4 separate regions of the Mus musculus genome follow, and regions 1, 2 and 3 are each linked to region 4. The links are chromatin loops, found by intact Hi-C in ENCODE. Cell type or tissue: left cerebral cortex. All regions are shown on one strand. Links, peaks and the distances in the headings refer to the core of each region. The heading gives the core; the rest is flanking DNA. Region 1 holds the start of Fnbp4 (formin binding protein 4). Region 2 holds the start of Gm39870 (a long non-coding RNA gene). Region 3 holds the start of Ptprj (protein tyrosine phosphatase, receptor type, J). Region 4 overlaps Ptprj (protein tyrosine phosphatase, receptor type, J).

Region 1 (7,903 bases), core at 1,237-6,236, 270 kb before region 4:
AAAAATTAAAACATCCCACACACCTAAGCCAATCAAACAGGTGAAACACATTTCCTAAGTAAAAACAAAGCAAGTAATGATTATTCCTCAAACAGAAAGTTCCATGAGCTAAAGTGCATGAAGACAAATATAACTGGACTGGACATCGTGGCTGTTAATCCTAGCGCTTGGGAGGCAAAGACAGGCAGAACTCTGCTTGAGGCCAGATAGGGTTACCAAAGGGAAAAGTCTCAAAACAAATACTTTAGGAGTAAAATTACTATAATTTTGGGGAGCTCAGCCACCTGCATCTCCAGCTTCATGGGATCTAACGTCCTCTTTTGGCCTCCTCAGGCTTCCACACACAGAACACACTCAGACAAACACACATCTACAAATAAAAATAATTGGGACTGGAGTCAGTGTTAAAAGCACTGACTGCTCGTCCAGAGGCCCTGAGTTCAATTCCCAGCAACCACATGATGACTCATAACTATCTTTAATGAGTCTGGTGCTCTCCTCTGGCATGGAGGCAGAACACTGTATACAGAATAAGTCTTAAAAATCACAACATTGTGATTCAGAAGAATATCTTTAAAAAAAAAAACCAAAACAGAAAATATCAAAAGAAAATCAGTCTTTAAAACCTTTAATCTTCAATATATATAAAATGCAGAAAAAAGTTCTTGCTTTTCCAATGTGAAAATTCTCTAATATGTAAAATTTAAAATATATAAAATTTAATCCCCAAGCAACTCAGGACTATAGTAGATGCATTTATAGATGAGTAAGTTTCAGCCCAATAATTGTTTTGAAGTCTCAGAGTAAAAGTCAGAGTGGTGACTTGAACTCAGGGTTGCCAAAATAATCACTGCTGCAAACACTTCAGCAGAGTGGACTGGGTAACTGTATGGGGTCAGGGGTGCATAAGAGGATTGGTCAGTTTATTTGATTGGTACCAACCAGGCAGTGTGGGAAATGAGCTGGATGTAGTGGAGCACACCTGTAATCACAGTCACAGGACTTGGGCAGCAAAGGCAGGAGTTATTAATAGTTAAAGGCCAACCTCAGCTAAATAAAAGGTTCTAGGCCAGCCTGGACCATGAGTCACTGGAGGAAAAGAACAATTCCGGAGGTCCTGAGTTCAAATTCAGCAACCACATGGTAGCTCACAACCATCAGTAATGAGATCTGGTGCCCTCTTCTGCAGGACACATGCAGGCAGAACACTGTATGCATAAATAAATAAATCTCAAAAACAAACAAACAGCCTTTCTCGCCCTCCCGCCCCCCCCCCCCCCCCGCCATCTTGGCGGCTGGTGTTGGTTGGGGGTTGTCCCGCACGTAAGGCAGGAAGATGGTGGCTGCAAAGAAGATGAAAAAGTCTCTGGAGTCGATCAACTCTAGGCTCCAACTTGTTATGAAAAGTGGGAAGTATGTGCTGGGCTACAGACAGACTCTGAAGATGATCAAACAAGGCAAAGCCAAGTTGGTTATCCTTGCCAACAACTGTCCAGCTTTGAGGAAATCTGAAATAGAGTACTATGCCATGTTGGCTAAAACTGGGGTCCATCACTACAGTGGCAATAATATTGAACTGGGCATAGCGCGGGGAAAATACTACAGAGTATGCACACTGGCTATCATTGACCCAGGTGATTCTGATATTATTAGAAGCATGCCAGAACAGACTGGTGAGAAGTAAACAAGAAAGTTTTCCTTTAATAAAACTTTGCCAGAGCTCCTTTTGAAAAAACAACAAACAAACAAACAAACAAACAAACAAAACACAAAAGGACCAAAAAGCCGGCAGGGAGATGACTCCCTTTGTAAAATGCTTAAGGACTTGCATTCGGAGCCCTCATAGCCATGTTTTGGCAGAGTATGAAGCACACTCATCTGTAACCAGCGCTGGGGGTGAAGTGGAGTGGTCAAGACAAGTGGACTGGAGGAGAAGAGGTGTCTGTGCAGTCCATCTACCTGAACAGTTAAAAGTTCGGGTTCACACCGGGCGTGGTGGCCCACGCCTTTAATCCCAGCACTTGGGAGGCAGAGGCAAGCGAATTTCTGAGTTCAAGGCCGGCCTGGTCTACAAAGTTCCAGGACAGTCAGGGATATACACAGAAACCCTGTCTCGAACTGCCCCCCCCCCCCAAAAAAAGTTTGGGTTCACTTGAGACACTCTCAAAAAATAGATAAACAAGTTATGTGGCCCAGCCTTAGAAGCACGAATGTGTGTCTGCAGCCATAAATAAACTTTCATGTTACTTAAAAGTTTATACACAGCAAGCCCTCAGGAAAGATTTATTTATTTTTTGTTAATCCATTTTTGTAAGCCAAGAGTGGAACCCAGAGTTTTGCATCTCACCACTGATATGCAACCCCAATCCTAGAAAAGCTTCAACGACTTTTTATGAGAAATAATAAATTAGCAACATTTAACCATCCAACAACCCAGCTGCACACTTTTATCTTTCAACTTAATAAAAGATATTTTAAGGGAAAGGCAAAAACAACAACAAAAATCTCTACCTGTTGCCTTGACGGCTGTCGGTCTGGTGGTCATGACTGGTGTTGGAGGGTTCTGAACAACGTTGGGGACCTCCACCACCACTTCTTGTTCATCTGTATTTGGAATGCACAAAAGGAAGCTGCAGTCAGTCAGTGGGCCAGGGTCCAAAGCTTGACCTTCAGCCTGAATCAACTTATAAAACCAGCGTGTATCACTGATGCAAACTAAGAAGACAAAAAACAAGCTGATCTACCCTTCCATTCATTTAGTGGTAGCGACAGTAAGAACGTGAACACTATGAAAATGGCACCTGCAATACTTAACAATTAACATGCATAAATACTTCTGCACGTTTCCACACGTTATGTACATCCTATTAATCTGATTCTTAATGTTTGATACAGTATAGCTTCTCCGGCATCTACTCCATGCAATTGTTACCCTAAACCCAAACACAATTCCAGAAAAGCCCACACACAGGTTTTGTCACTTTCCCTTAAGTCTGGGGTTACCGATGCTTTGTCTAGCATAAGAAAAAAATATGGGTTTGTTCACTTCTAAAGAGTGGTGTCTCCATTTCAACAAAAACGAAACCAAGCGTGACAAGTAGAGAAGGCCAGGTTCAACCGCCTCAAGGCTCGCACGTGGAAATTGCCCTCCACCTTCTGCGTTATTAAGATCGAAGGGAGTCATCTAGGAGACATTTGGGGTCCCAAGCCTCGGTGGACGGCACAGGTTCCGGGGAGAAACCCCTGCACCGCAAAGGCGCCTCAGATGAGTCCGGGCCCGGCCTTCCGCCTCCCAGAGTCCCCGACCGCCGTCCCGCGGGCCCCAGATCGCTGGCAGCCGAGGTGTACCTCGCCCGCCAGGGTTTCTCTTCTTCACCGGGTCCGAAGAGACACCCGGGAACCTAGGCCGCAAGCCCCGTGCTCGAGTTTCAGACGTCCCAAATAAAAGCAGGGCTCCTCTCGCGCGCCCTTACCTTCTGAAGGCGAGTCCTCTGGGGCAGCGGAGGCAGGCACCGCGGGCGACGTCGCGGCCGCCGCCGTCGCTGCTGCCGGCGCTGACTGGCTTGTCGCCGCCGCAGTCGAATCTGCCTCGGGATCCGGATCGGGGTCGGGATCCCGGCCCGGGGTGCTGCTCCGAGGACCCGGTGGAGAGAGCTGCAGGATAGGCCTGCGGCCGGGTACCGCCCGGGACTTCTTCCCCATCATGAGCCGGAGCGCGAGCAGCGAACGACGGCAGATTAGTGGGGCGGGCGCACAGCGCCCCGGTGCGTAATCAATATTCATGAACCGTGGCACCGCCTCCCGAGGAGATCCGCTTTTAACCGGCGCGGTGCACTTGCGCATGCGGCCTGCGCCCCGGTGCTTTTACGCACGTTCCGCTCCATCCATGGTGGGTGGGCTTTGTTCAGGGAAAAGGCGATTGGCTGTTTTGACTTGAGACGGACTCGGTAGCCAATAGCAAAGGGAAAAGACAGGACTTCGCGCCAATAGTGCGGAAGGGCCCGCGGTGTGTGCGACTTCCTTAGACTGGGGTTGCACCATGCGCTGTTAGCCAAGTCTTTTCTTTAGGGCTTTGTCCGCCATCTTGTAGCTATTTTCAGCTGCTTATTGCTGTTTGTCTTTGAGGAAGATAAAGATACATTGCACCCTTCTGCAAGTTCTCTTGGTTATTGTAGCTTCTTTGGGGTATAGTATTAAACAATGATGATGCTGGGTGTTTATACATCGGTAGGCTTTTTCTGTTTTGTTTTGGTTTTGTTTTTGATTTTCGAGACAGGGTTTCTCTGTGTAGCCCTGGTTGTCCTGGAACTCACTTTGTAGACCAGGCTGGCCTGGAACTCAGAAATCCGCCTGCCTCTGCTTCCCAAGTGATGGGTTTACGGTAGGCTCTCTCCCCACTTTCTTGCTCCAGCCCCGCTCGCCCCAACCCAAAGGTTTATTTATTTATTAAATGTAAGTAAACTGTAGCTGTGATACACAAGAGGGTATCAGATCTCATTACAGATGGTTGTGAGCCACCATGTAGTTGCTCGGATTTGAACTCAGGACCTTTGGAAGAGCAGTCAGTGCTCTTAACCGCTGAGCCATTTCTCCAGCCCCAGTAGGCTCTTTAAAACGAAATACGACGTGATTAGTAGGGAAAATGACTGGACCTTGGAAACAGTCAAACTGTTCATATGGGATACCGAAGCCTTACCTCATCCTACTTCTGTAAACACTACTTTTTTGCCCTACCTCCAACTCCTCCACCTTGAGGCTGAGCTCTTTACATTTTGAGTCTTCCTTGTTCCCCATTCCTAGAGTCAGGTGACATCCTGAGTCATTAATGTTCTCCCCAGAGATAGTTACCACGCAAGATAATGCTGATTTTCTCCAGGACCCACTCCTTCCACCCATCCCTGATTGCTTCTAGACTAATGACAGCAGGCCAGAAGATGAGAAATAATGCCTAAAGATGGTGCACTGTACTCCTGGAGAGCTACTGAAGTGTTCTAATAACACTGGAAGTAGTTGTCATGGTTCATGTCTATAATTTCAGTGGAGACAGAGGTAGGAAGATTTCAAGTGAGTCTAGCCAGGTATGCATATTACCAGAGCTTACAAAGTGAGATCTTGTCTCAAAGATAACAATAATAACAATAAATTAATAAAATAATAATAATACAAGGAGAAATCTGGGGAAGATGTATGAGAATGGATGTTAAAGAGGGAGTATAAGAGGCAGGAGGATTTCTGAGTTCGAGGCCAACCTGGTCTATAGAGTGAGTTCTAGGACAGTCAGGGCTACACAGAGAAACCCTGTCTCGAAAAACCAAAAAAACAAAAAACAAAAAAGAAACCCTGTCTCAAAAAACAAACAACAAGCCAGGCAGTGGTGGCACATGCCTTTATTCCCAGCACTTGGGAGGCAGAGGCAGGCGGATTTCTGAGTTCCAGGACAGCCTGGTCTACAAAGTGAATTCCAGGACAGCCAGGGCTATACAGAGAAACCCTGTCTCGAGGAGAAAAAAAAAAAAAAGAGCAAGAATAATAGGCCAGGCAAGTGGATCTCCGAGTTCCACTAGAGTTAGGGCTACATAGTGAGACCCAGTCTCAAAACAAAAATATCTGGGGTTAGAGAGATTGCTCTGAGGACCTTCAGTTCCCAGTACCCACATGGTGATTCACAACTGTAACTCCTGTGCCAGGAGATCTGTAGCCCTGTTCGGGCCTCTGGCACCAACTATGCTTATGGTGTACATACATATGTGCATTTGAAAGATGTACACACAAAATAAAAATAAGTAAAACCTATGTACACTGGGAGAGTTGAGAAACCATACCGTCATCAGAATTTTGCAAAATACACTAGATTTTCAAAACCCCGGCATCACTGAAGAGCTCCTTCTTTGTAGGCCAGACATCACAGGAGAGATACAGCAGCTTACTTGGAAAGCTAAAAAAGAAAAAAATGGATCCTGGGATGGCAGGGGCTAAATGGGCATGGATACAGATTTTGTAGTAGCACAGAATACACTCAGTAGACTGAGTCCGGGAGGCTTATGGCATTCACCATAGATCTACATGAATCATGGTATTCCCGCAGGTGTAATAGGAAGCCTACAAAATTTTTGATCTGTATAAGTAGATGTTTTCAGGTCAATAAAAGTAACTTGAGTCATGTGAACAGAGAATCGTGGCCCCTCCATCAATACTTAGACCTTTGTCCTTTCTGAAGATGGCCTTTGATTCAACTTCCCATCCATTCCTCTCATCTTAAGTCCATCCTTTAGTTGCAATAACTACTGTATCACATGACAAAATCGTTCCCCCAGGGCCCAGTACAGACAAGACCTTCCTGAGCATCCTTGCTCTTCACTGTCAAGCCCTCTTGGTACTTGACAGTGGTATGGACACCCAGCTCCCTCTCTAAGTGCAAGAAATAACTGGTAGAATATTTTTTTTTATAGACACAGAGGTTGGTTGCACACTAACCAAGCACACTAAAAATATCTAATATTTGTTATTTGCTGTGTTGCTATGTATTAATGACTAATAACTTTAAATGCAGGTTTGTATCTGATTCTCATAACCTTACAGGGTAAATAGCTCAATTTTGGGTTCACCTGCTAATGGTTGTTAAGTGAAAAATCCACAAGAATAGTGACTTGATTTATTTATTTTTTTTCGAGACAGGGTTTCTCTGTGTAGCCTTGGCTGTCCTGGAACTCACTCTGTAGACCATGCTGGCCTCAGAACTCTGCCTGCCTCTGCCTCCCAAGTGCTGGGATTAAAGGCGTGCACCACCACGCCCGGCTTGACTTGATTTTTTTAATTCATTTGTTTACTGTTTCTAGCAAACATACTTTCTGAAACATGAGAAACATTCAGCAAATATCTTAAAATACAAGAACTTGACTAGATGAATGAATGAACATACACAAACTTGAAATAAATTAGATTGTTTTCTTACTAATGGATGAAGAATCTGGATTATTAAGGTATTCTGAGAGTTGTGCTCCTAATATAGAAAAATAATAGATGAAAAGGATATTAACTATTTTGAAATTGTTAGCAAGTTTCGGATTTATTTCTTGGGAAGAGTGGCAGTAAAATATGGTAAGTATGTAGTGGAATTCTTTTTTTTTTTTTTTTAAATAAAAATGTACTACATCCAGAGTCAGAGGCAAGTGCATCCTTGGAGTTCAGGGTCAGCCTGCAATACGCAGTAAGAGCCTTTTTTTTTTTTTTTTTTTTTTTTTTTTTGGTTTTTCGAGACAGGTTTCTCTGTGTAGCCCTGGCTGTCCTGGAACTCACTCTGTAGACCAGGCTGGCCTCGAACTCAGAAATCCTCCTGCCTCTGCCTCCCAAGTGCTGGGATTAAAGGCATGTGCCACCATTGCCTGGAGAGCCTATTTCTTTCTTTTAAAAATTACATGTATGTGTGTGTGCATAGACATGCATGCCACAGCATGTATGGAGGTCAGGGAACAACTTGTCGAAGTTGGTTCTCTTTTTCACATATGGTACATGACTGAAAATCATTAGGCTTGATAGCAGGCACTGTCATTTGAATCATCTCACTAGCCCTATTAATAGAAAAATTGATTGATTGATTGTTGGGGAGAGGTACATGTGTCATGGTACAAGTGTGGAGATCAGAGAACAACTTTCAGGAGTCTTTTCTTTCCTTCCAAATTCAGGTCTAGGGTGAGGATTTTTTACCCACTTACCCATCCCACTTCTATTTTTAACTCTTTGAGAAACGTTGGCAGTGACTGCATATGGTTGTACTTCTATCAAGAGTGAGTAAAGATTTTCCTTTTCCATTCTCACTAACATTTGTTGGCATTTGTTTTCTTGATGCTAGCCATTCTAAATTGGAGTGAAATTGAATCTTAAAGTTATTTTTGTGTTTCCCTGA
Region 2 (7,903 bases), core at 1,056-6,055, 150 kb before region 4:
TTACTTCTTTACTGTAGAGACGTAGCTGGGGTCACTGCTGTGTCCTCAATGGCTAAGGTAGGCCTGAGAGGACGACAGCATAGATAATACCCAATGTAACAAGCTATGGGTCTGTCTGTCTGTCTGTCCTGTCCCTTTAATTAGAGGTAAGGGAGCATGATGCATGGACTTAGACTCCATTAACTGTGTTTATTCACTTCCTATGGCAACCTTGGGCAAAATTCTTCAAGCCTCAGTTTTACCATTCATAAACTTGGGATAATCCACGTACTACCTCATGGGATGTTACAAGAACGATGGCAGAGAGCAAAAAGAAGTGACTGGCCCTGTGCCTGGAACTGTCATGGTTATCAACAACTTCCCTGTGTATACCATTCTTATATTGTCTAATGTTTTGAGCTCTGAGGCTAGAGGGATGGCTCAGCCCCCCAAGTCAGTCATTTTTAAAATATTTTGTAAAATGGTGTTTGCATAACTAATGTTCAAAGTAATCAGATTATGTGGATTAGCGATATGTAATTATACAATTATAATTCAAGGAAAGTGTTTTAAAATAAGTGCAGTAAATAGAGATACATATTTAAAAGATTTGTTTTTAAAATTTTTTATTTTTTAACCTTTTATGGATTCTTTGTGAGTTTCACACCATGCACCCCAGTCTTACTCATCTCCCCACCTCCTCATATCTGCCTTTTACTTTTGCAACCTTCCCCCAAAATAAACACACACACACACACACACACACACAAGCAAACAAAGCATAGAAAACATCTCATTGGGGAAGCTGCAGTACGTCACAGTGTGTCCCACAGTCTACCCCTCTGTCCACACATCTTCACTTGCACATGTTCATTGCAATGAGTCATTGGTCTGGTTCAAGGTCTCTGGCTTCTGTGACTCCATCAATATTGAATCCTCACCAGGACTCCTCTCGGTTATCCTGTTGTTGCCCGGTGTCATGGAGATCCTGCAGCAGGACTGGCCTTTTCGCATGTCCCAACCATTCGCAGATGATATAGATTTTGGGGTAGGCCAACTCAGAGTCCTGGATCTGAGCCTGGGTGGGAGCTGAGCTGGTCAGCTTGCAGGCTCTTGCTTAGCCACACCACCACAGTGAGCTCTCCAGCACTGCTCTGGCTTTTGTCTTCATATATGTATTCACCTGCATGTCTGGTGACAGCAGAGGTCAGAAGAGGATGTCAGAGTCCCCAGAATTGGAGTTGCAGATAGTTGTTAACCACCACATGGGTGCTGAGAACCCAACCTGGGTCCCCTGCAAGAGGCTCTGAACCACTGAGCTATCTCTTTAGCCCCAAGCTTAACTTTTTTTTATGTTTAATTTTTTATTAGATATTTTCTTTATTTACATTTCAAATGCTATCCCGAAAGTTCCCTGTACTCTCCCCCTGCCCTGCTCCCCTACCCACCCACTCCCACTTCTTGGCCCTGACGTTCCCCTGTACTGGGGCATATAAAGTTTGCAAGACCAAGGGGCCTCTCTTCCCAATGATGGCCAACTAGGCCATCTTCGGCTACATATGCAGCTAGACACGAGCTCTTGGTGTGTGTGTGTGTACACTGGTTAGTTCATATTGTTGTTCCTCCCAGAGAAGTTCTTTATTCTTTAGAGCTTGTCTAAATCAGCCCATTTCTACCCAAATAGCATCTTACTCTGTAGCTGAGGCTGGCCTCAAACTCAGAGCACTCTTCCTGAGAGAGAGAGAGACCTATGGAAGAATGATAACATAGCTAGGAGGTAGTGGCAGAAGGATTTGAAATTCAAGGACAGCCTCCACTACCTAAGATTTAAGTCCAGCCTGGGCTATATGGAAAAGAAAGAACTTATGCAAGAAATGCCTTTAGTTCTCTAAAGGTAAATGTAAAAATTAAAATGTGGGAAAAAAATAACCATCTCCCACAGGGTTACCCCTCAATGTTTGAGTCTTTTTCTAGACACTGTGGAATTTTCCCTAGCATATATTGTCTAATAGCTCTCTGACTTTTGACTGAGTATTGCTCTCTGGCTTATCTGGTAGCCTGCAGTTCCAGTTCCTAGAGATGCAAAGGGCTGAGAATCTTGGGTTCCAGTTGGCCTGGGCAGGCTTTTCCTTTAACACTATTCCACTCTTTCCACATCACTTCTTAGCACTCAGAACAAAGTTGTAGCCTACCAGAGATAGCCCCTGAGATTTTATGCATGTGCTTCTCTTGCTGAAAATCCTCCCTCTTCTGATTAAGTCTGTCTTAAAAGTTTAAGGCACTCAGTATCTTGTGGAAGATTCTTTTTAGAGGAGGGCACGGCGAGGGCTGGAGAGATGGTACAGAGGATAAGATCATCGGCTGATCTAGTAGACCTGGGTTCAGTTCCCAGTCACGAACACTCACAAATTGTCTTTAATTCCAGATCCAGGGGGCCTGCTGTCCTCTTCTGACCTTGGAGGGCACTAGGCACACACTTGGCACACACACATCCATTTATTTTTATTTTTATTTTTATTTTTATTTTTATTTTTATTTTTATTTTTAAGAAACGCAAATTAGAAGTCAGTGATTTAGATCCATTGAAGATCAGAATCAAATAACACAAGGGCTCCTTTCCTGCCTCCCTGCTTCTGGCTAGAGCAAAGAGCAGCCTCAGTAGATGAATATTGACAGGGAAACCCACACTGCTTCGTTTCTCTTCTATTACGGAATGGCACGGGGCTGAGGACTGCATATGCATCTTAGCTCAGTGGATGCAAGCATTTGAACCCGTCTGGATATCCAGCATCCACCTAAAAAGCTGGACAGAAAGGTGTAATTTTTTTTTTTTTTTTTTTTTTTTTTTTTTTTTTTTTTTTGGTTTTCAAGACAGGGTTTCTCTGTGCAGTCCTGGCTGTCCTGGAACTCACTCTGTAGACCAGGCTGGCCTCGAACTCAGAAATCCACCTGCCTCTGCCTCCCAAGTGCTGGGATTACAGGCATGAGCCACCACTGCCTGGTGAAACGTGTATTTCTTACCTGGGGAGATGAGGCCAGGCAAATCCCCGAGCTCCTTGGCCATCCACTCTGGCTAAGTTGGTTAGCTCCAGCTTCAGTGAGACCCTGTCTCAGAAAATAAGGAGAAGAACAATAGAGGAAGACATCCAGTGTTGGCCTCTGGCTTCCACACGCAGACAGACACAGGTGAACACACACCCAATGCACATATACATAAGTGTATACATATGCTCTCCCCCTGAGAATCAAGCAACACTTTACCTTAATAAAAAGTCCTAGGAGTGAGACTATTGCCTGCCTTAAAAACGTCTCAAGATGTTTATTTACATACATAAACACACACATATAATAATTTTCTATATCGTTAGTGTACTTTTTTGGGGGTAAACACATGCTGTTTTGTTAATTCGAAAACAACTAAACTTTTGTGGTATGACTGCCAAAAATGTACAGCCTGATTATAGTCATTAGGAAAACATCCAATAAACTGAAACGGAGCAACAATCTGCAAAATCCCTCATTTCACTTCTATAGGACAACAGTAGTAGCAACAGCAGCAGCAGCAGCAGCAGCAACAACAACAACCTAATAGCTCAAAAGACAAAGAAAAACACCAGATTTAATATAAGGTTTTCTTCTGCTGCAAAGGGATTATGGAGAAAATTTGAGAAATTTGGATAAAGTTTCACAATTGAATAATAATGTGGTCTCACTATCAATAAAGTAGATAATATAATTTACTCTTGAATGACTCAGAACAAATGTATTTGGAGTGTGTGTAGCAGAAAAGGAAGGTGTGGGGAGGGAGGAAAGAGGGAACATGATAAACCAACCAGTAACTGTTACAAGTTGGGGAGTCTGGGTGAAGAACTTACTGTAATTCTCATTTTTTTTTTCAGTTTTAAGTCTGCAATTGTGTTAAAGTAAATTAAAACCCACAAACTTTAAAATGTCCCCAAATGAATAGGATAGGCACAAATTTTAAATATAAAAATAAGACACGTTGATCATTTGTTTTTTCCTCATTTGCTCTGTCAAACTAGCTCACAGTGCTGGGTTGTTACTGTTTTCACAAACATGATTTAAGGCTATAACAAACACTGGTCCAGCACTCGATAGAGGGCGCTGTAACATTGCAAAGCCTAAGCCACAGCTCCTGTGCTTAATGTGGATTCTGAGGTGTTGACCAGTAGGATGGGGGCGGGGGGGGGGGGTTGAGAGTCTCACAACTGAACTGTATCCACAACTCATTTTACAAATGAGCCCACTGAGATGCAGAGAAGGAAACATGTCGCTCAAAGCCACAGTAACAAGCATCCTCCTCCTCTAGACCTTGAGAGCATAGCTGGCGTTTCTCCAAGGTTTCCCTAGGTTCCTAACCCGTACTAAATGCTTTGAGTGCAAGACCCTTTTAATCATTTGCCTACACCCATTTTGAATTCTGAGTTGAGATCCAGTAACTCAGGACCTTGTTGGGTGTCATAATAAACCAAAAATCAAACAAAAAAAAGAAAGAAAGAAGGAAAGAAAGAAAGGAAGGAAGGAAGGAAGGAAGGAAGGAAGAAAGAAAGAAAGAAAGAAAGAAAGAAAGAAAGAAAGAAAGAAAGAAAGAAAAGAAATCCTGGCTCTTCCTACAGCTAACTTGGCATTCCATGCCACAGTTCTGCCTGGGCGTTTACTCTGAAAGAACTCACCATATAAAGGGGAGGCAGAACACAGCCATCAGAGTGCCAGGGAACTGAGACTCTCCTGCTGCACACGCTTGCTGGCAAGGAACCAGAAGCCCGGGGAAGGAAGGTTGTTGGGACTCTGGGAGGAAGGAAGGAGGGAGCAAGGTGCAGCCAGGCAGTTAAGAGGCCCATGAAATCTGGAAAGCTGGGCCAGGGAGATGGCTCAGGGGGTAAAAGCTGCTTGCTGCCAAGCCTGACAACCCCGAGTTCCATCCCTGGGACACACATGATAGAGGGAGAGAGTCAGCTCCCACAAGTTATACTTTCCCTCCATGCTTACACTATGGCATTGTGTGCGCGGGTGCATGCACACATGTACATGCATACATGTGCATGCCTGTGTGCATGCACACACACACACACACACACACACACACACACACACACACATACACACACACATCAAATGTAAAAAAAAAAAAAAAAAGAACAAAGTAAGAAGATAGATTTAAGACAATGAGAAAGCTAATATGGAGAGAAAATGAAGAGGGAGACAGGGCAGGAAAGCTCATAGAAGAGCACATGGAAGTCTTGATTTCTCTTCATGCAATTATCCTAGACCCCCCTATTGAATCCAGAAGCTAGTTTCTATGTTAGAGCATCCACCAGAAACACAGAGGATCCCTTCCACTCTGTGTACCTAGACTGCACCCCAGCTCTGTCCCCTTCACTTCTGTCTATACCCCACCCCAGCTCTGTCCCCTACACTTCTGTCTATACCCCACTCCAGCTCTGTCCCCTTCACTTCTGTCTATACCCCACCCCAGCTCTGGCCCCTATACTTTTGTCTATACCCCACCCCAGCTCTGTCCCCTTCACTTCTGTCTATACCCCACCCCAGCTCTGTCCCTACACTTCTGTCTATACCCTACCCCAGTTCTGTCCCCTTCACTTCTGTCTATACCCCACCCCAGCTCTGGCCCCTATACTTTTGTCTATACCCCACCCCAGCTCTGTCCCCTTCACTTCTGTCTATACCCCACCCCAGCTCTGTCCCTACACTTCTGTCTATACCCCACCCCAGCTCTGGCCCCTACACTTCTGTCTATACCCCACCCCAGCTCTGTCCCCTTCACTTCTGTCTATACCCCACCCCAGCTCTGTCCCCTTCACTTCTGTCTATACCCCACCCCAGCTCTGGCCCCTTCACTTCTGTCTATACCCCACCCCAGCTCTGTCCCCTACACTTCTGTCTATACCCCACCCCAGCTCTGTCCCCTACACTTCTGTCTATACCCCACCCCAGCTCTGTCCCCTACACTTCTGTCTATACCCCACCCCAGCTCTGTCCCCTACACTTCTGTCTATACCCCACCCCAGCTCTGTCCCCTTCACTTCTGTCTATACCCCACCCCAGCTCTGTCCCCTACACTTCTGTCTATACCCCACCCCAGCTCTGTCCCCTACACTTCTGTCTATACCCCACCCCAGCTCTGTCCCCTACACTTCTGTCTATACCCCACCCCAGCTCTGTCCCCTTCACTTCTGTCTATACCCCACCCCAGCTCTGTCCCCTTCACTTCTGTCTATACCCCACCCCAGCTCTGTCCCCTACACTTCTGTCTATACCCCACCCCAGCTCTGTCCCCTACACTTCTGTCTATACCCCACCCCAGCTCTGTCCCCTACACTTCTGTCTATATCCCACCCCAGCTCTGTCCCCTACACTTCTGTCTATACCCCACCCCAGCTCTGGCCCCTACACTTCTGTCTATACCCCACCCCAGCTTTGTCCCTACACTTCTGTCTATACCCCACCCCAGCTCTGTCCCCTACACTTCTGTCTATACCCACCCCAGCTCTGTCCCCTACACTTCTGTCTATACCCCACCCAGCTCTGTCCCCTACACTTCTGTCTATACCCCACCCCAGCTCTGTCCCCTACACTTCTGTCTATACCCCACCCCAGCTCTGTCCCCTACACTTCTGTCTATACCCCACCCCAGCTCTGTCCCCTTCACTTCTGTCTATACCCCACCCCAGCTCTGTCCCTACACTTCTGTCTATACCCTACCCCAGTTCTGTCCCCTTCACTTCTGTCTATACCCCACCCCAGCTCTGGCCCCTATACTTTTGTCTATACCCCACCCCAGCTCTGTCCCCTTCACTTCTGTCTATACCCCACCCCAGCTCTGTCCCCTACACTTCTGTCTATACCCCACCCCAGCTCTGTCCCCTACACTTCTGTCTATACCCCACCCCAGCTCTGTCCCCTACACTTCTGTCTATACCCCACCCCAGCTCTGTCCCCTTCACTTCTGTCTATACCCCACCCCAGCTCTGTCCCCTACACTTCTGTCTATACCCCACCCCAGCTCTGTCCCCTTCACTTCTGTCTATACCCCACCCCAGCTCTGTCCCCTACACTTCTGTCTATACCCCACCCCAGCTCTGTCCCCTACACTTCTGTCTATACCCCACCCCAGCTCTGTCCCCTACACTTCTGTCTATACCCCACCCCAGCTCTGTCCCCTACACTTCTGTCTATACCCCACCCCAGCTCTGTCCCCTTCACTTCTGTCTATACCCCACCCCAGCTCTGTCCCCTACACTTCTGTCTATATCCCACCCCAGCTCTGTCCCCTACACTTCTGTCTATACCCCACCCCAGCTCTGTCCCCTACACTTCTGTCTATACCCCACCCCAGCTCTGTCCCCTACACTTCTGTCTATACCCCACCCCAGCTCTGTCCCCTACACTTCTGTCTATACCCCACCCAGGCTCTGTCCCCTACACTTCTGTCTATACCCCACCCCAGCTCTGTCCCCTACACTTCTGTCTATACCCCACCCCAGTTCTGGCCCCTTCAAGACTCTGTACACTGCTCCCCTTGCTTCTTTTCTTGGACTTCCCATAACTCATGCTCCACAAAACAGCCAGAATCACCTTTTAAAATATACATCTTAAAAAATGTTTTCGTTTTTAAGCATATGTTGAGTGTATTGCACACATCTGCCCTTGGAGGCCAGAAGAGGGTATTGGATACTCTTGAATTACAGTTGCAGGCAGTTTCGAGTTGCTCAACATGGGCGCTCTGGATTTGGGTCCTCTGAAAGAACAGTGAGTACTGCCTCTCAAGTCCCTAAAATATGTATCTGCCCATCTGCTAGTCCCTAAAATAAGTATTTCAGCAGCCATGTTGGAAGTAAAAGTTGGTCCAGGCTCTGCGACCTCTGGCACTCTTGTATGATGG
Region 3 (7,903 bases), core at 1,892-6,891, 100 kb before region 4:
AGCACTTGACGTCACCTTTTATCTGCAAACATCAAGAGGTGAGGTATTATGGCAGAGTGCCAAGAGAGAAATGGTTTCAGTTCCTGGTTTTATCATACACAGCTTCGTGACCTTGCATAAATAACTGGTTCTCTATCAACCATTTATTTTTATCTATCCATGTATCTCTTTGTAAATAATTATTATTAGAGACACGATACAGGTAGCTTAATAGAATTGTCTAAGCATGTTTGACAACAAGGAGTGCTCAAAGAGCTGGTTTAAAATACGAAGTCCCAGTATCACCCTATAGAGTTTTAAGGAAAGACCCAGTTGCCCCTCCAACCCCAGTCTTGCCAGTGTCTCCTCCTTCTTGTTCTGGTATTTTTATGTGCCTGTCCCTATAGTCAATAAAACTTTAGCCTTTGTGTGAAGGGGAAATGATAGAAAAAAGGTCCATTAGCATTATACTGTATATTCTCAAGGCACATGTATATATTGAACTTTGTAAAATAGATTTATTTCTGAAAAGCTGTTTTGCAAACAGAATATGGTATGAGTGTGTGTGTGTGCTTGTACATATGAGTGTATGTATGTGTGTTGTCTAGGTATATAATTAGTGTCTTATTTTGCTATTCAAAGGCATGCACTTAGTTTAATTAAGTAAGTACAACAGGAATGACTGCTATTTGCTGTGAATGCAATGATGAGCAAGACACAGGCCCTGTCTTTGGGCAGCTTACTTAGCTCCACGAGGACGGCAGTCAAATAGACAGAGGGGATCTAGCTCAGCTGCTAGGGTGCCTGCCTAGCATGCATGGAGCTGTGGACTCAGTCCTCAGCAGTGCATAAGTGGGGTGTGGTGATGCATGTTTACAGTCCTGGCACTTAAGCATAGAGAGAGGAGGATCAGAAGTTTGAGGTCATTCTTCAGGTATATTTGAAGTTAGGGGTCAGCTTGGGCTACCTGGGACCTTTTTATAAAACAAAACAACTCCATAAATTCAAAACTGTGGTTAAATAGAATTAAGCATTGGCAGCTATGGTTCACAGAAGACAAGTATATAACACCATTCTAACTGCAAAGAGAGACTGTGGTATCCCTTTGCCTAGGGAATGATTCTTCCCTAGTCTGTCTTTGCAAAGAATCCATGTTCCCCATCAGGTAACCACACATTTTAAGAGCCCCAGCTCCTACAATGTACTGAACATGCTAGGCATCGTGAAGATGCCACAGAGTAGGCAGAGGAGATGAGGTCCCGCCCACAAGGAGTTTCCAACTAGCACTGTTCAGGGTTCATTTCTCATACAGAGTATCAGTTCATCTTGATTTGTTTATTATGCACGTATTAACCCCTTCTCAGAGAAGGCTGTTAGTTCTTAAACGGTCACTACCTCTTAAATGGGGGCATACATTCTACCCAGTAGGAAATCAAAGGGCATGCAGGAGTTCATACCCCTGTTGACAGAACCAAGATGTGAATCTGTGGCAACTGGGATGGTGCAAGGTCTGTGAGGATCAGGGGCAGGTACAGTTCTATTAGCATTATAACTCCTTTCCTCTGGGCACCATGGAAGGTGCTTTATTTATTTATTTGTTTATTTTTATTTTTTAATTTTTTTGAGATGAAGTCTCTTTATGATGTTACCCCAGCTGTCCTGGAAATCACTCTGTAGACCAGGCTGGACTTGAATTTACCTCCTCCTGTTTCTGCCTCCTGATTGCTGTGACTAAAGCTGTGTGCTACCATGCCTGGCTGGTGTGAGTGCTTTTAAAAAACACCTGTTTCTGCCTCAAGAAGAGTGAGGCAGGGAGGAACATAACTCCTGTGGGCTGTGATAACCAGATAGTGTTTAATCAAATGCAAAATACCAGAGGACAGGTGCAGCCCCTTTCCCCTCTGTTCTCTGCGTGAAGCTGGGACTCTGAGGCCCAAGGGATGCCTAGAAGCAGGCTGGACACCTGGTGGTCTACATTCCAGTTCTCATAGGGTCCAGACTAGATTCACTTCACTATCTTGGCTGCTCAGGTCTTCCCAAATAGAACGCTCCTGTTTCTCTGTTTCTCAGAAGGTCAAGGTTGAAGAATCTGCCTTCTGATTTTTTTTTTTTTTTTTTTTTTTTTTTTTGCCAAGTTGCTCCCACTTCCTGCCACACTGCTCCCCTCTCTCTGCCCGGTGAAACCCAACCATCCATCAAAGCCCAGCTCAAGTGTCACCTCTTCCTTTGGTCAGAATCAGTCTTTCCCTCCCTAGCATGCCTTGGTTTGGTACTGTCTGTCATTACTTCTAGGTGCAGTAGATAGAGCTCTTTGGTTTCCTCTCGTGAGCCTGGGCACAGTAGCAGTATTCGTGGTAATTTGTAACTCCTTTCAGATCAGGACTTGTGATGACAGCTGCCAGATGGGCTCACCTTATGTCCCACCCTCTTTGGGACTTTACCCATGATCTCATTTAATCGCCAGGCAAGTCTCGGTAGACAGGTACCCGTAGTATCTTCCTGTTACACAGGAGCATAGAGTGGTCAAGAGAGGTGAGGCATCTCTCTCCAAGTCACACAACCAGGATTACACAGTTAGTATATAGCACAGCTGGGCTTGCCATATGCCACAGCTGGGGCTCTAATCACTGGACCAGCTTCTGTGCAGGCTCTCTGACTTCCTGGCCCAGCGTCTGGGGAGAGAACAGAATACATGGTGTGCTTCCAATAGTTTCGGGGGGTTCACCCACACCCTCCCCCAAAGCCCACCCACGGGCCAGGCTTCACCAGATTGCGGTCTAGAAGCAAGCACGACTGTGACCTGGGCAAGAGGCACGCTCAAGCCAGAGCCAGGGAGGGAGTCCCAGGCTGAAGAGTCCCTACTGACCCATCCATACTAGCTCGTGGCTCTGGAACAGTGGAGCAGCGTCCCGGGTCCCGAGTCCCAGGAATGTGGGAGGGCTAGGCGGACAGGGAGGGGGCGCTTCCTCCGGCCGCGGGAGGGGAGACGCCAGAGCGTGCACCGGGCTCGCCACCGCCCACTCCCCGCCCGCCGCCAGCTCGCTGGGGGCGGGGGCCGCGGCGAGAGGGCGGCGAGGGGCCGCGGAGCACGGCAGCGGCCGGCCCGCCCGAGCGGGAGGAAGCGATGAATATTCAGAGGGGGAGGGGAAGAGAGGGGGCCGAGCGCTCGGCGCGGCTCCCTGCAGCCGGAGCCGCATGACGCGCGGAGGAGGCAGAGGGAGCAGCCGGGGCCGCGGGAGCCGGGAGCTGGGAGCCACGCGCGGAGGGTGGGCGCCGCTCGCTCCGCCCCGCGAAGCCCCTGCGAGTCTAAGGCCGCGGCCGCTCCGCGCCAGGCGCGCTAGGCTCCGCCGTGTGGCCGCCGCCGCCGCCGCTGCCATGTCCCCGGGGAAGCCCGGGGCGGGCGGAGCGGGGACTAGGCGGACCGGCTGGCGGAGAAGGAGGCGGAGGCGTCGGCTGGAGACGGAGACGAGGGCGCCCGGCTTCGGGCACACGGCGGGGCGCGTCCCGGGCACGTTCCAGGGCGCGCAGGGCATGAAGCCCGCGGCGCGGGAGACGCGGACACCCCCGCGCTCGCCCGGGCTCCGCTGGGCGCTGCTGCCGCTGCTGCTGTTGCTACGCCAGGGCCAGGTAAGCTCTCGAGTGGGCCTGGGCGTGTGGTAGGAAGACGCGGGCCGAATTGGCATCGCCTGCACCTGCCCGGGTGTCACCCGTTCCAGGAACACCCGGCGAGGGTCTGAGAGATCGTGGTCCTGGGAGCCTTCCTCCTGGAGGAGGCTGGCAGGGATCTTGGCCAGCCTCCTGCTCCCGCCACTCAGCCCCTTCCCTGGCTCCCGGGTGCCAGGGGAAGGGCAGGATTCCGGGGTCCCCAGGGTGTCCCCCGCCGTGCCCGTTGACTCTTCCATAGAAGCTCCCGCATGGGCTGCAGGCGGCGGTGGCCCGGCCTTTCCCGGAGCTGGTCACGTCTGGCCAGCGCGGGCCCTGCTTGCGCGCCCGAAGCGGCCGGAGGGGGCGTGTTTGCGGAGGGCTGTGGATGCGGAGCAGGGACGGCCTGGCTGAGCCGAGGCCGACCTACGACCCGGCCTGGAGGGGCACGAGGGCTTGGACAGAAGGGCAGTGGCGGTGGCCGGGTGCTTGGGGACAGGCCCTGGCGCTGGGCGGTGGGCGAAGCGCCGGACTCAGAACCGAGGGCGCTTTTTGTGGGGGAAAGTTCCCAGCCTTGCCAAGGTGGCCGCTCAAAGGCGTCCCTTGAGGCTGCTGGCTCTGTTCTCATCATCGCTCCTGAGATAGTGCTGGCTTTTCTGGGTGTGCATTCGTGCTTTGTGGGCGCTAGCTATACCCCTCCCCTCCAGACTTTTCTTTTCTTTCTTTTTTTTTTTTCCTTGCTTCACTTTTTTTTTTCCGATAATGGTGGGACTCGAATTTTGGATCTTTTCTCTCAGTGGTATTTTCATGGCAGGGGATGTGATGCAAGGCAGCTGGGGGGACATTCCCATTTTGCAGATAGGGAACTGAGGGAGAGAAGTGAAAGAGTGGAATCACCCAGCTGGTGCTGCGGGAGCTGAGCAAGCGAGTTCTGCCTCACAGCCTTCTGGGAACTGGCTGTGGTCTTGAACTCTGCAGCTGAAAGTGGCCTGGAGGATGCTCTTGTCTTGCTTTTTGCTAATGAAAGTCTCACTTGCTTTATAGGTACCAGCTCTAAACAGACAGTGAGACACAAATGAAGCATAGGCTGGGGATGGAAACTGACTTTGAGAGAAAGCTTTGCACACACACAGACACGGGAGGGAGGGAGGGAGGGAGGGAGAGAGAGAGGGAGAGAGGGAGAGAGAGAGAGAGAGAGAGAGAGAGAGAGAGAGAGAGAGAGAGAGAGAGAGAATGAGAATATGAATTGTTCTAGAGGAAACATAGGCACTGGGGCAGCAGAGCAGGCGGGCAGAAGAAGGGAGCCTGAGTCTGGGCCTGAACTAATTGTCAGCAAGGGTAACTTATAGTTTCTAAAGCAGGATTTGCACAGGACTCGTGGTGTTGTCCCCAGCAAATAATTCTTTACTGGACTGGGTAAGAGCTGAGTCTGAAGAAGAACCAGAGTTGATTTTGCCCCTTTTCCCCAATTCCATCTTTAGCAAAAAGCATCTGCAGGAATGGGGGAGGGGACACACCATTTCATAGTAGAATTGTTTGAATGGCTTCCATTGAAGAGTGAAAGAATTTTGTAAATATATATTATATATGTACACCACTTTTCATATAAAGCCTTTTCAGATGGGATTGGGGATTTATTGGGGAACATTGTGGATGGGCTGTCTTCATCCTTTCCCTGTAGGAAATTCATGCACAGCAGTCTTTGACGTTAAAGAAAAAGAACTGCTTCTTATTTGAAGTTCCCCTTCTCCAAGAATTCGCTATGCAGACTAGGGTGGCTTCAAGCTCATTGAGATCTGTTTGCTTTTGTGTTCCATGTACAGGATGGTGTGGTCTTGAAATTCTCTTGAACTAAAATTTATATTATAGAAACATTTGAGCTACATTTCTCTTTAGTTTAATTTGATTATACATATGTATATGTATGTATCTGACTTTTGTTTCAACAATAGTAGAAGTTGCAAGCTGTGCTTTGAATCAGCAAAAAGTATCTTGGGTAAATTTATCTCTTGCCCAATCCTTCCTTGTGTTTCTTTAGCACATTGCTACCCTCCGCCTGCCTTGGGTTTGCTTATTTCCTTCCTCTAGTTTGTTCTGTAGAAACTCGAGAGTCCTGTCTTCATATTCTTGTTTTTGTATTTGTTACAAAATAGGAAATATAAAAGGTTTCATGAAGAAATATCTCCAAAAACAATCCTTTTCAGCAGTTTCATTTTGATATGGACTCTTGCAGGGGATCGGCACCTTCTCTCTCTCTCTCTCTCTCCCTCTCTCTGGTGCTGGGGATGGAACCCAGGGTAGGGGATGCGCTCTACCACCAAGTTACATTCTCAGTTTTAGAGAAGCCCTGCGCTTTTGAAGTGACTCAGAGACTGTGTCAGGGGCAGATAGGATGGGTCATTGAGTAAGAGTTCTTGCTACACAAACATGAGGATCTGAGTTCAAATCCCTAGGGCCAGTGTAAGATGTGGAGTGTGGTTGTGTGTGCCTGGAACGGGCATACTCTGGGGTGTGGAGACTCACTGGGGCTTGTTGGCTGCCCAGGAAGAGACCCTGTCTGAAAGGAATACGATTCTGTGTCCTCTGCCCAGTGCAAGCACAGGCATGTGTATCCATACACATGTACATATTATACTGAAAACACATAGACCCTTATCCTCAGCCTCCCCCCCCTTTAAAAATAAGCTCCCCTCCTTTTTTTTTTTTTTTGGACAGGGTTTTTTTTTTTTTTTTTTTTTTATGTTGCCAGCCCTGGCTGGTAGAACTCATTATATAAACCAGGCTGCCCTTGAACTCACAGAGATCTGCCTGCCTCTGCCTCTCAAGTTTTGGGATTGAATTTGAGCACCAGCATGCTTGGTGCTAGCTCTGGTGGTTGAAGACAGCTCCAGCCCTTCAAACCTCTTAGATGAGGACATTGGACTTGAGAGAAGAGGTTATTTGGCAAGATAGGATTATAAAAAAGCCAAGAGTAGAGCTTGAGTTACCAGTCTGGGCCTAGGCTTTTTGGCTGTGTTTTCTCTTCGAGCACAGTGCTGTGTTACTGTATGCCCCAAACTGCTTACAAATTGAGTTTAAGAGTCAATTAGAGCAGGCTTACAATTATCTCCAGCTCCAGGGGCTCTGACCTTCTCTTTTGATCTCCACAGGCACCAATACAAATGTGACAGACAGTCACATAGTTAGACACACATACACATCAATAAAAGAAAAATAATAAATCTTTTAAAAGTCAATTAGATTTGAAATATTTTTGATTTGTGTGTGTGTGTGTGTGTAGAAAGTAAGAGGGAACTTCTTTGATGGCTTCCCTAATGTTGATTTTTCTTTTCAGAAGAGGCTTTCTTATTTATTATAGTACAAGCAACAGAAATGGGGAGGGAAAGAAAGGAAAGGGAAAAAAAGGTCACAGAAAAGACCCAGCTCTGTTTGGACACCGATGAGGACAGGGCGTGGAAGCTGGAAACTGAGATGCCGGAAGCATCAGTACTTAGTAGGCCCGGAAAAGCCATTTTTGAAACTAGCATCTCACTCCCTTTCTCCAAGACAGGACGGGCAGTCAGAGATGACCCTAGTGCAAGGACTTTCATGGGTGTGCTATCTTAACTGGTCCATTTCTGAGTGCATTCGTACTCTCTAGTTTTGGTTTATGTATGTATTAGGCAGTGTGGCAAAGTGATCTCTCCTTCCTCTCTTGAGACATATAGTCCTGTTAGGTTCCTTAATCAGCTTGACAGCAGTCTGTATTAAAATAGATGCTGATGATAGCGACAAAACAAAAACAACTGGTAGCCACTTGGTCTCACAGTGTTCCTTTTTGCTTTGTCTTGTGTCATTTGGTGGGTGATAACTTTGTATTTTTATGTCTTGTGGCTAATCTATAAGCCTGATTATTTTCCTGCTTCAACCAGAGTACACACACTAAATATTTTGGCTCCTCTTATAACTGCTTTTTAAGTTCTCACAGGAGTGACTTTATTTTTGTTTTGCTTCAGAACAACAAAGGAAAACCCAACCATTCTGTTTTGTTTGCAGACAGTTTAAGAAAACAGAGCAAATTGGTTTATGGTTAGTCTGTGACTTTGGGCTAACTTCAAGTTCAGCCCCAGGACAAAGATGACCAGGAATACCCAAGCTTTCCTGAGCAGAGAGAATCCTGGCTCCAGAGTGAGCAATTTTGGTCAGCAAAGAGGTTATTTAGCTCCTAAAAGTAATGCTTGAGGCTGGGGCCGAGTTTCTGGATGACTGTAGGCCTGGCTTTAGCCAGTGCATCACGAGTAAT
Region 4 (7,903 bases), core at 1,436-6,435:
GAAGGTCCTAACACACAGGGGGAGAGAGAGAGAGAGAGAGAGAGATAGATATGTCATCCCGGTGAATGGATGAGGAGACAGGATCTGGCCTCATTCACCTTCAGTGTTCATGGAAGGCCCTGCTTTAGGCGTTGTTCTGCTTTGTATTCCAAATTCCAAATACAGGGTTCTGTATAGAATCTTAGCCATAATCTGACAGAACAGAAACGAACGTCCGCAGATAACTACCTGTTCTGGCTCTTGTTAGTTCTATGTGTATGGATAATGTCTTGGGAGGTTTTGAAATGCCACAAGCCTTGCTGGCCCAGGGTGCAGCTGCCTCTGCTGTTCAGACCTCAGATTATAAGGACAGAACACAGCACGGAAGTGGGGGGATCAGAACCATGGGAGATCCAGGACGAAGGGTGTGTGTATAGGGGTGCATTTAGGGGTTCCAAAGCTTATAGCCTGAGGGAGTCTGGGATAATGGGGAACTCACACCAGAGAGGGGAAGAGGAGGACTTAAAGGGTCTCTTTTGGTGTGTGGTGTTGTCATGTGGACTGGGGAGACTTCGAAAGGTTTAGGTCCGTGTTCCCAGTGAGGTCTCTGCGGCCTGGTTGTAGAGCAGGAAGAACTCAGGGTTCCTTCTCTTATTCTCCTTCCTCATTTCTTTTCCTCCTCAGAAGATTCCTTTCCCTCCTTGAGCAGGATGGGGAGGGGCTGGGCAAAGACCAGATTTAATTGTCAGAGGAACCATTTGGAAGTGTGTCTCAGCGGCATTTAGTGCATCCACCCTGCGCCTCTGTCAGCTCTTCTCGCTTAGAATCCCATGAAGAAACCCAGTTTACGTAGACTTCATTTGTAACCAGGCCTTGTCTCTCCCCAGCCCCTGTGGCCCCCGGCCTATGTTTCACTTCTGTGGAGTCTCTGTTCTGGATATTTTATATACATGAACAGTCACGTGTCCGGCCTCTTTCCCGGAGTGCCATCTTTTTGAGATTCTTTCACGTATCAGGAGTCAGTGCCCCGTTCCTCTTTTTGATCTAGTGATTTTCCTCTTGTAGAGCTATTGGGTATGTATAGCTATTGGGTACATTTTTCCCTTTTGGCTATGTGAATCGCACTTCTGCAACGCCTTCAACAGCTCCCTGGTGCAAAGGCCGAGATGTCTGGTTCCCCTCGAGCCCTAAGCCCCAGGTCAAACTCCCTAGTCCTCTGTATCACAGCTCTGCTAGGTTACAAGGGAAAGGCTGGGGGTGGGGGGACTCAGAGAAGGGTCAGACCTCAAGCTTGTCTCTGCATACCTCATTATGCCCAGAGGGAAGTGGGGAGTGGAAAGCGCTGGTCCTGTCTCGGGTCTGCAGCATCTCTCTCTGGGCTTTCTCCTCTGGACACAGCTAGTCTCTGATCTTGGGCTGTGTAACCCGAGCAGCACAGACCTTATCTGTGGATGGAGATGCTCATTTTTGTTGCCACCACAGCCATCTGGGCATGGGCACGCTGAGGACTCCTGGACTCCCGGAAGGAATCCTGAGGAATGCTTACTGTTTTCCCTGTGCCACGGAGACTGATTCCAGGGGGAGGGAAGTCTCAGCTCCTCCTCCGGGAGCAGCAGGAGCTGTGCTCCTCACCATGTCCAGCTGTCAGCAGGGAAGTTGTCCCCAGACTCCCTTTCCTGCCGGTAACCTTGGGGTACTCTTCTTGGGCCTGGGAACCTGTCTCCTGTCATCCCGCATCAGGCTTACCGCATCCTTCTGTTTGGAAGGGTGGACTTTCTGTTGATGTCATTTTTAAAAGTATGTGTGAAGTGCCCTTCTAGCCAGGTATCTTGCAGGTGCTGTTTACAGCCATCTTTTTATCTGGTTTGTGAAAGACGCTGAGGTCCTGGCTGTGCCTTCTGTTCACCTGGGCTGATCCCAGGAGAGGAGTCCTTGGCCTTTCAGGATTGCTGCTGTGCAGATTCAGGTTAAGAGAAAGTCACCCCTCGTTGTCCTGTGAACTAGCATAAGTTGTTATCGTTAACAGGTGCAAAAGCAGATAGCTGCGTGGTCAGCAGGGTTGCTCTCTCCTGGCAAGGAGTCTGGAGGTATTGGTTGACTTAGCTCAAGGTTCAAGTTCTGCTCATCCTCTTCCTGGTGCTCTTCAACATGTTGTGAAGCTGCAGGCATCACGGGCAGACCCCATGAAATCCACCATAGCAGCATGGTATCCCCCCCCCCCCCCCCCCCCCCCCCCCGTGTACCTCATTGTACTATCTTTTGCAGACTCTTGATACCATTTTGCTAGGCCAAGTCTTAGTTCCCGTGGCTTCCAAGGAAAGGGCTGACATTATTTGGAAGTCAGGTCCAAGGACTCAAGGACGAGAGCGCAGAGGTGGAGAGGGAAGTTGGCAAGGAGGTGATAGATAACCATGTGCTTTGAAGTGGCCATTGCTTCACCATGAGCTCCAAAGAGACCCAGCCTGCCTTGTCTATCCAGTCTGCCTCAGAGCACGGGGAACCCTTACCATGTTTTTAAAAATCATCATCATCATTAATGGGAAAGGAACATGCTGATATATTTTTTATAATTAACTTTTAAGTCTTCACTAATCACTAGTAATTTTCTCCACTTAGAAGGTGGCAGAGCTGGTAGTTATACACAGGGACTCTGCAGTCTGAGTACCACGGTTCAAATCCAGGCCTGCCATTCACCTCTTTATTAATGAGTCGTTTGAAAGACTGAGTTTGTGTCTGGGAGCATTTTAAACAGAGCCTGGTAGTCAGTGCTCTGAATGAATTGACGTCAACATGCTGAGCACAGGGACTCCGAGCTGTGATTCCTTTTTAACTCCAACAGATGATACTCTGCTTTTGCAGGCAGTACTGTTTACCTGACTCTGAGGGCGTGGCTGCTGCTGTCCTCTTTCTTGGGATGACGAAAGAGGCTGCTAGCTGCGGCATTGGCGCTTTAGACGCGTGCTTGGCCTTTGCGGGTGCGTCCTACTGGGATATTTATGATAGTGCTCTCTGACTGGAGTTACTTTTAGACTTGTCTCTTTTCCTCATTTTTGGCAAACAGCTAGAGGGCAGGATGGTTTCAGGTGGTCCTTAGATGAATGGATTCCAGGAGGGGCAACGCTGTATTGATACCAAGGCGGGTACTATGGGCAGGTGCCAGAAGCCACCATCCTAAAGAGTGATGGTTTTGTAGTTGAACTGGGCAAAATACACTTGCTTCCTTGTGCTGGCATGGCCTCTTGTGTTCTCCCCCTCCCCTTGGGTCCATCCTAGACTGTGTTGTTGACATATTGCCTGGCTCAGATGAGCTAAGAAAGGTTAAGCTTGAGAGAGGAGATGGTAGAAAGTTTTGGGGGACCTTGGGGATTCCGTTCCATCTCAGCTAATTGGTTCTTTTCTGTGACACTTATTGAGCACCTACTGTATGCACAGTGTTTCTGCTCCTGTGGAGGAAACAGTGGTGAAGGAGTGAGGGTGGTTTAGTTTTCCTGGCTGGTTATAGAAGAGACTTCTGAAGGGGTGGCCTTTTTGGGCAGGCCCTAGAAAATAAGTTTTGGGGCACTGATTTTGCAAGAGGGAATATATGTTTAAATGTCCTAAGGGGAAATCAGCTTCAAGAATACGAGTGTCACCAAGACTAGAGGAGCCTGCTGGGTACTTAAGGGTGGATTTTTAATCTGAGGGCAGTAGGGAATTGTGGGGCATTTTCCCTTCTTTTGGTTATTTTCTTTTTCTCAGTCACCATACTTTGGAAATTCCAATTACCAAAAGCATGTATTTAAGAGACAATGGGATTTGCGACCTTGAATTACATTAGGCTTTGGGGAAATAATGTATGGTATGGATGATAGTGAGAACCGCCGAAGGGACTCCCTGGCTCCCAAACGAAAGACTAACATTGCCAACTAAATCTGTAAGGCCTCACATTCTGCTCCTTCCCAAAGCTATATACCAGATAATTAGAAACTGATTGCCCTCTACTGATAGACTAAAGAAGGTTACTATTGTATAGTGAGAGATTACAAACCTATTGACTGCACTTCAGCCATGGCTTTAACAGTAGGCTGGCCCTGGACATGGCTAAAGGGAAGAGCTTGTGGCCTGCATTTCCTTTTGTATTCTCTGTAAGGCAGTTCACCTCCCAGGGGCAGGAGGGAGCACTGGCTTGCGGAGCTGTGAAAAACACTGGGTTTATGTAGTCAGCAGCCCCATGGCCTCAGTGAACCCAGTTAATCTTTTGTATAGTTGACTTGCTCTTTCCCTGTATTTACAGCCCCAGGACGCCCTCTCCATGGCCGTCTGCCTCCCGTGCACTCGATACCCACCCCCAACTGCTCTGCTTCTGATTTGCATTTTCACGGTTGAATGGATCTGCTGACTTCCCTTTTCTTTTCCGTTACAGGTCCTGTGCGCAGGTGCGGGTGAGTACCTTGCTCCTTTCCATTCTTGTGTTGTTTGCTACTGCCCCCTAGTGGACACAGTTGCATTAATGGCTAACATGGGGGGAAAAAATCACAGGAAAAAAAGATAACAAGAATCCACTTATGGGGTTGGAGAGATGGCTCAGTGGTTAAGAGCACTAGCCTCTCTTCCAGGGGACCTGAGTTCGATTCCCAGCGGTGGCTCACAACTGTCTGTAACTCAAGTTCCAGAGGGTCTGGCATCCTTGCACAGACATGCAGGCAGAACATCAATGCATATAGAAACATAACAACCCCCCCAAAATACAATGAAGATAGAAACTGTAAGTGAAAGGAGCATTCAGTTAGTTGTTTAACCACAACTATAAAAATTCTTTGTTTTCTCAACTGAATGACGGTGATATAGCACTGTATTCCCAGTTCCTCGGGAGTCTACGTCAGCAGATTCTTTTGAGCTAGGGAGTTTGGGGGCTTCCTGGGGGACATAGTTAAACCACCAGCTCATAAAATCATTGGATTTCTTGTGATTTTCTTTCACCAGCCCACACCCATGTGTGAGATAAATATACTGAAACTGTAATACTGAATATTTCTATTTTATGTGATATGTATTATTTTGCAAGCACTTTCTTATGTTGCTGTTTTACTACACTTACAATATGGTGTTGTGGGATTATAGAAATTCTTGGAAAGCAGAGATAGCCTCCTATATTTTTTGATTTTGCGTGTCAGCCTGGGAGTGAGTCTATAGCTCATGGTTGCGTACTTGCCCGATACATATGAAGTTCTGGCATCCTTTGAAAGGTAAGTTATACAAAGTTCCTTTCCTCTTGGCCCTCCAGTGCTGTGTGGAGGCCTGAGTCCCAGTTGGAGCTGGGTACTTTTCCTGGTCTGTAGGAAGACAAGATAAATACAGATGCCTGCCTAATATTATGGTGACGATGGTTTATATAGCTAAATACATCCAGCTGAAAGCACTGTTCTGGGATCAAGACCTTACTGTTTCTGTAGGAGGATAATAGTAGTTACTACTTTAAAAAAAGGTATATTTTTGGGAAAAAAATGGTAGCATTTTTTGCCCCTAAAATTCAGGACTTTTTTTTTCTTTTCCAGCAAAGCCAAACCGAACCAAACCAACCAACCAAAAAACAACCCAAAGCCTAGGACTCATTGAGATAAAATGATTGGCTTGGTCTCCCCAAGGAGGGCAGAGCTTGCTGAACCCCTCTAATAAGGCAAATCTTTGTTAATAGCAGTAATTATGCAGAACTTTCACAGACAGTGGGGTGCCCACACAGGCAGGCACTGTCTCTCCCGTGAGCCAGCCTGGTAGATAAGTTGGAGAATAGCTGGAGCTCTGCAGAATTTCACTGCTCTAGTGCAGTCTAGCTCAGAGGGTGGAGTGTTATTGAATGCTCATGGCAGGGAACAAAACTCCAGAGCTACCCTAGAAGGCTTTCCCTGGGAACTAAGGACTCCAGAGCCACGGGAGGGGCTCTGCGTTAGTCTGCTGGGTGACCCTCAGGATCACGCCACATTCTGTCTCCCCACACTTCAGGAGGTTCTTTCTCTCAGCCCTGAGAGCTGTGTCATCATGGTGCTGCCTCCAGCCCCTGCCTACATACTAATCTGCTCTTCTTATATGAATGGCAGCTTTATGGGGAGAGACCCCCCACTCTCATGACCTCATTTGGACTTAACCCCTTGACACCCTATCTTGCAAGTGTGCACACATTTGGAAGTACTGGTATATGGAGTACTTTAATGTATGGGTTTGGGGGATGACATCATTTAGTCTATAACTTACAGGGAGTGGGATTTAGGTGCAGACTCCAGAATCGATGTCTGGATTAAAGCTATAGAGTTACCCCCGTGACAGGCAGTAGGGTGGGAAATTGAGAAGGTGTTTACTTTACATTCAGAAGGGTGTGTCCTGAATTGTGAACCCCAGATTCAGCTACCCACAGTGCTGACTGAGTTCCAGTTCCATTCTGTACCAAAGAGACCTATGAGACACATCCACGTATTTTCCCCAGGAGCTGGAAATGCACATTCTTCTCCACTGGAGATGGAGCACTGTCTGGAATAGACCTATTTTAGGATACACAGGACATCTCACGAGTTTAAGAATTCAGGGAGCCACTGCAAGCATCTCTCACAGTCAAGTAAAACCTAGAAATCAGCTATTGCGAACTCTGGAAACTACACACATTTGGAAACTAGCAACATGCTCTTATATAACAGGCTCACAGATCAATAATGCAAGAAAAAAAGAAAAGGAAATTAAAACATTTGAGAAAAAACATATTTCAAAACATACAGAACGTGGCAAAAAGCTGTTCCAAGAGGGAGGTTTATGTTAATAAACGACTTTGTTAGTTCCTCCTTGAAAGGTCGGGGACCCGATTCAACAGCACCCCGAAGACTCTTCGGTGGGTCAAGTGAGACTCACCCCAGGGATTTAAACATGGGTCAGCACACGCACCCGAGTGTATGTGGTATGCTGCGTTGATAGAAAGATGGACAGAATCCTTGGTACTGTGACTGTCGAAATCTAGCAGTCTGTTTCCCCATGCTGCTCAGATCCCCTCTATGAATAAAATCCAAGCAGCTCTTCTTGCTATTGGGATGCCATGGCCGTCCTCCTGCAGGCGAGGCACGTGCACACTTAGCACCTGTACCACAGCTGGGACATTGCCCTCCAGGGTGCTGCTCGTCTGACTGCCTCCTCGGATGTAGCTCTTACCACTTTCTCCTCACCACCGTTGTGGCTGATTGTAAATGGTGGCACCCAGTGCTGTGTGAGCCTGTTGACTTATAGAAGAAGCTCACGCCTGAGGAGGCTCACAGATCATAAAGTGTCCAATTTCTCCTTGCTTTCCCCTTCCTCCCCTTCCTATGAACTGGATGAACTCGCACCTCCTTCAAGCCAGGTGAGGCACACCATCCAGTTCGTGCTGAGAAGACTGTCAGCAGTGGTTTCTCTCGCACTTCGAGAATAAGGGCTCACCTTGTATTTTACTGTTCCTGGGGCATTGCTCTTCAATCTTGAACTTAACCAAGTTCCACTCTCTTGCTGGTATTACAGTGAATAACCACATGGCTTCCATTGGTTTGGAGTCTTGCATTCTTGGCCTTGTACAGGGATATTCAGAGAGTTGAAACAATTTTGAATGAAATTTTATGACCAGGGCGATTAGGATTGAGGTGTCTTTATGAACTGATCTTGTCTATATTGTCATGATGGCTTAATGATAACCCTTTGAAGTTGGTATGGTACATTAGAGTTAAGATTGGGTTTTAAGGGGCTCAAACCAAGTCACTCACCCAGTGGGTAGAATAGATTTTCATGGGCTGTTTTGCAAGACTCATTTTGCCTTGTATCAGCTCTTGTATCAGCTGATGTCAAGGTTTAAACTCACAGCCACCCTCTTTTTGTTTTGTCTTCAGTTTCAAGAACGCACATTCATGCACAGGTGCATATATGTTTGGATGTATTTTGT

What was found. A loop is a pair of places that touch in the nucleus more often than their neighbours do. Peaks named below come from ENCODE experiments on the same cell type or tissue, not always from the same donor. Only the 100,000 strongest peaks of a DNase experiment are listed, where the experiment ranks them.
Region 1: it touches region 4 in a loop (2.4-fold over the local background); 2 of 42 quality-filtered maps call a loop at or near these places.
Region 2: a loop joins it to region 4, with 7 times the contacts of the local background. A loop is called at or near these places in 23 of 42 quality-filtered maps.
Region 3: it touches region 4 in a loop (5-fold over the local background); 17 of 42 quality-filtered maps call a loop at or near these places.

What each region holds. Positions count from the first base shown.
Region 1 is chr2:90,741,397-90,749,299 of GRCm38, reverse strand. It overlaps Fnbp4 (formin binding protein 4), which reads right to left and starts at 3,742. Exons shown (of 17, transcript NM_018828.3): 1 at 3,474-3,742; 2 at 2,512-2,604. The coding sequence starts at 3,702. It also overlaps the pseudogene Rpl30-ps3. In left cerebral cortex, for the core only: CTCF peaks have their summits at 3,572 and 3,785; a DNase peak (open chromatin) is centred at 3,913; H3K4me3 peaks cover 2,285 bases; H3K27ac peaks cover 1,594 bases.
Region 2 is chr2:90,621,421-90,629,323 of GRCm38, reverse strand. Gm39870 (a long non-coding RNA gene) reads right to left here and starts at 4,751. Exons shown (of 3, transcript XR_866517.1): 1 at 4,674-4,751; 2 at 3,001-3,084; 3 at 927-1,170. In left cerebral cortex, for the core only: a CTCF peak has its summit at 4,084; DNase peaks (open chromatin) are centred at 4,103 and 4,723.
Region 3 is chr2:90,575,859-90,583,761 of GRCm38, reverse strand. Ptprj (protein tyrosine phosphatase, receptor type, J) reads left to right here and starts at 3,167. Exons shown (of 24, transcript NM_008982.6): 1 at 3,167-3,606. The coding sequence starts at 3,511. It overlaps Gm46752, which reads right to left and starts at 3,007. Exons shown (of 3, transcript XR_001783391.2): 1 at 2,846-3,007; 2 at 2,392-2,651. In left cerebral cortex, for the core only: CTCF peaks have their summits at 3,329 and 3,962; DNase peaks (open chromatin) are centred at 3,978, 4,207, 4,530, 5,644 and 3 more places; H3K4me3 peaks cover 3,360 bases; H3K27ac peaks cover 2,859 bases.
Region 4 is chr2:90,471,468-90,479,370 of GRCm38, reverse strand. It overlaps Ptprj (protein tyrosine phosphatase, receptor type, J), which reads left to right. Exons shown (of 24, transcript NM_008982.6): 2 at 4,382-4,400. Among named protein-coding and RNA genes, the nearest start is that of Olfr1274, 75 kb to the right of the region's middle. In left cerebral cortex, for the core only: a CTCF peak has its summit at 4,452 (motif pointing left); DNase peaks (open chromatin) are centred at 2,871, 4,416 and 5,791; H3K4me3 peaks cover 304 bases; H3K27ac peaks cover 1,014 bases.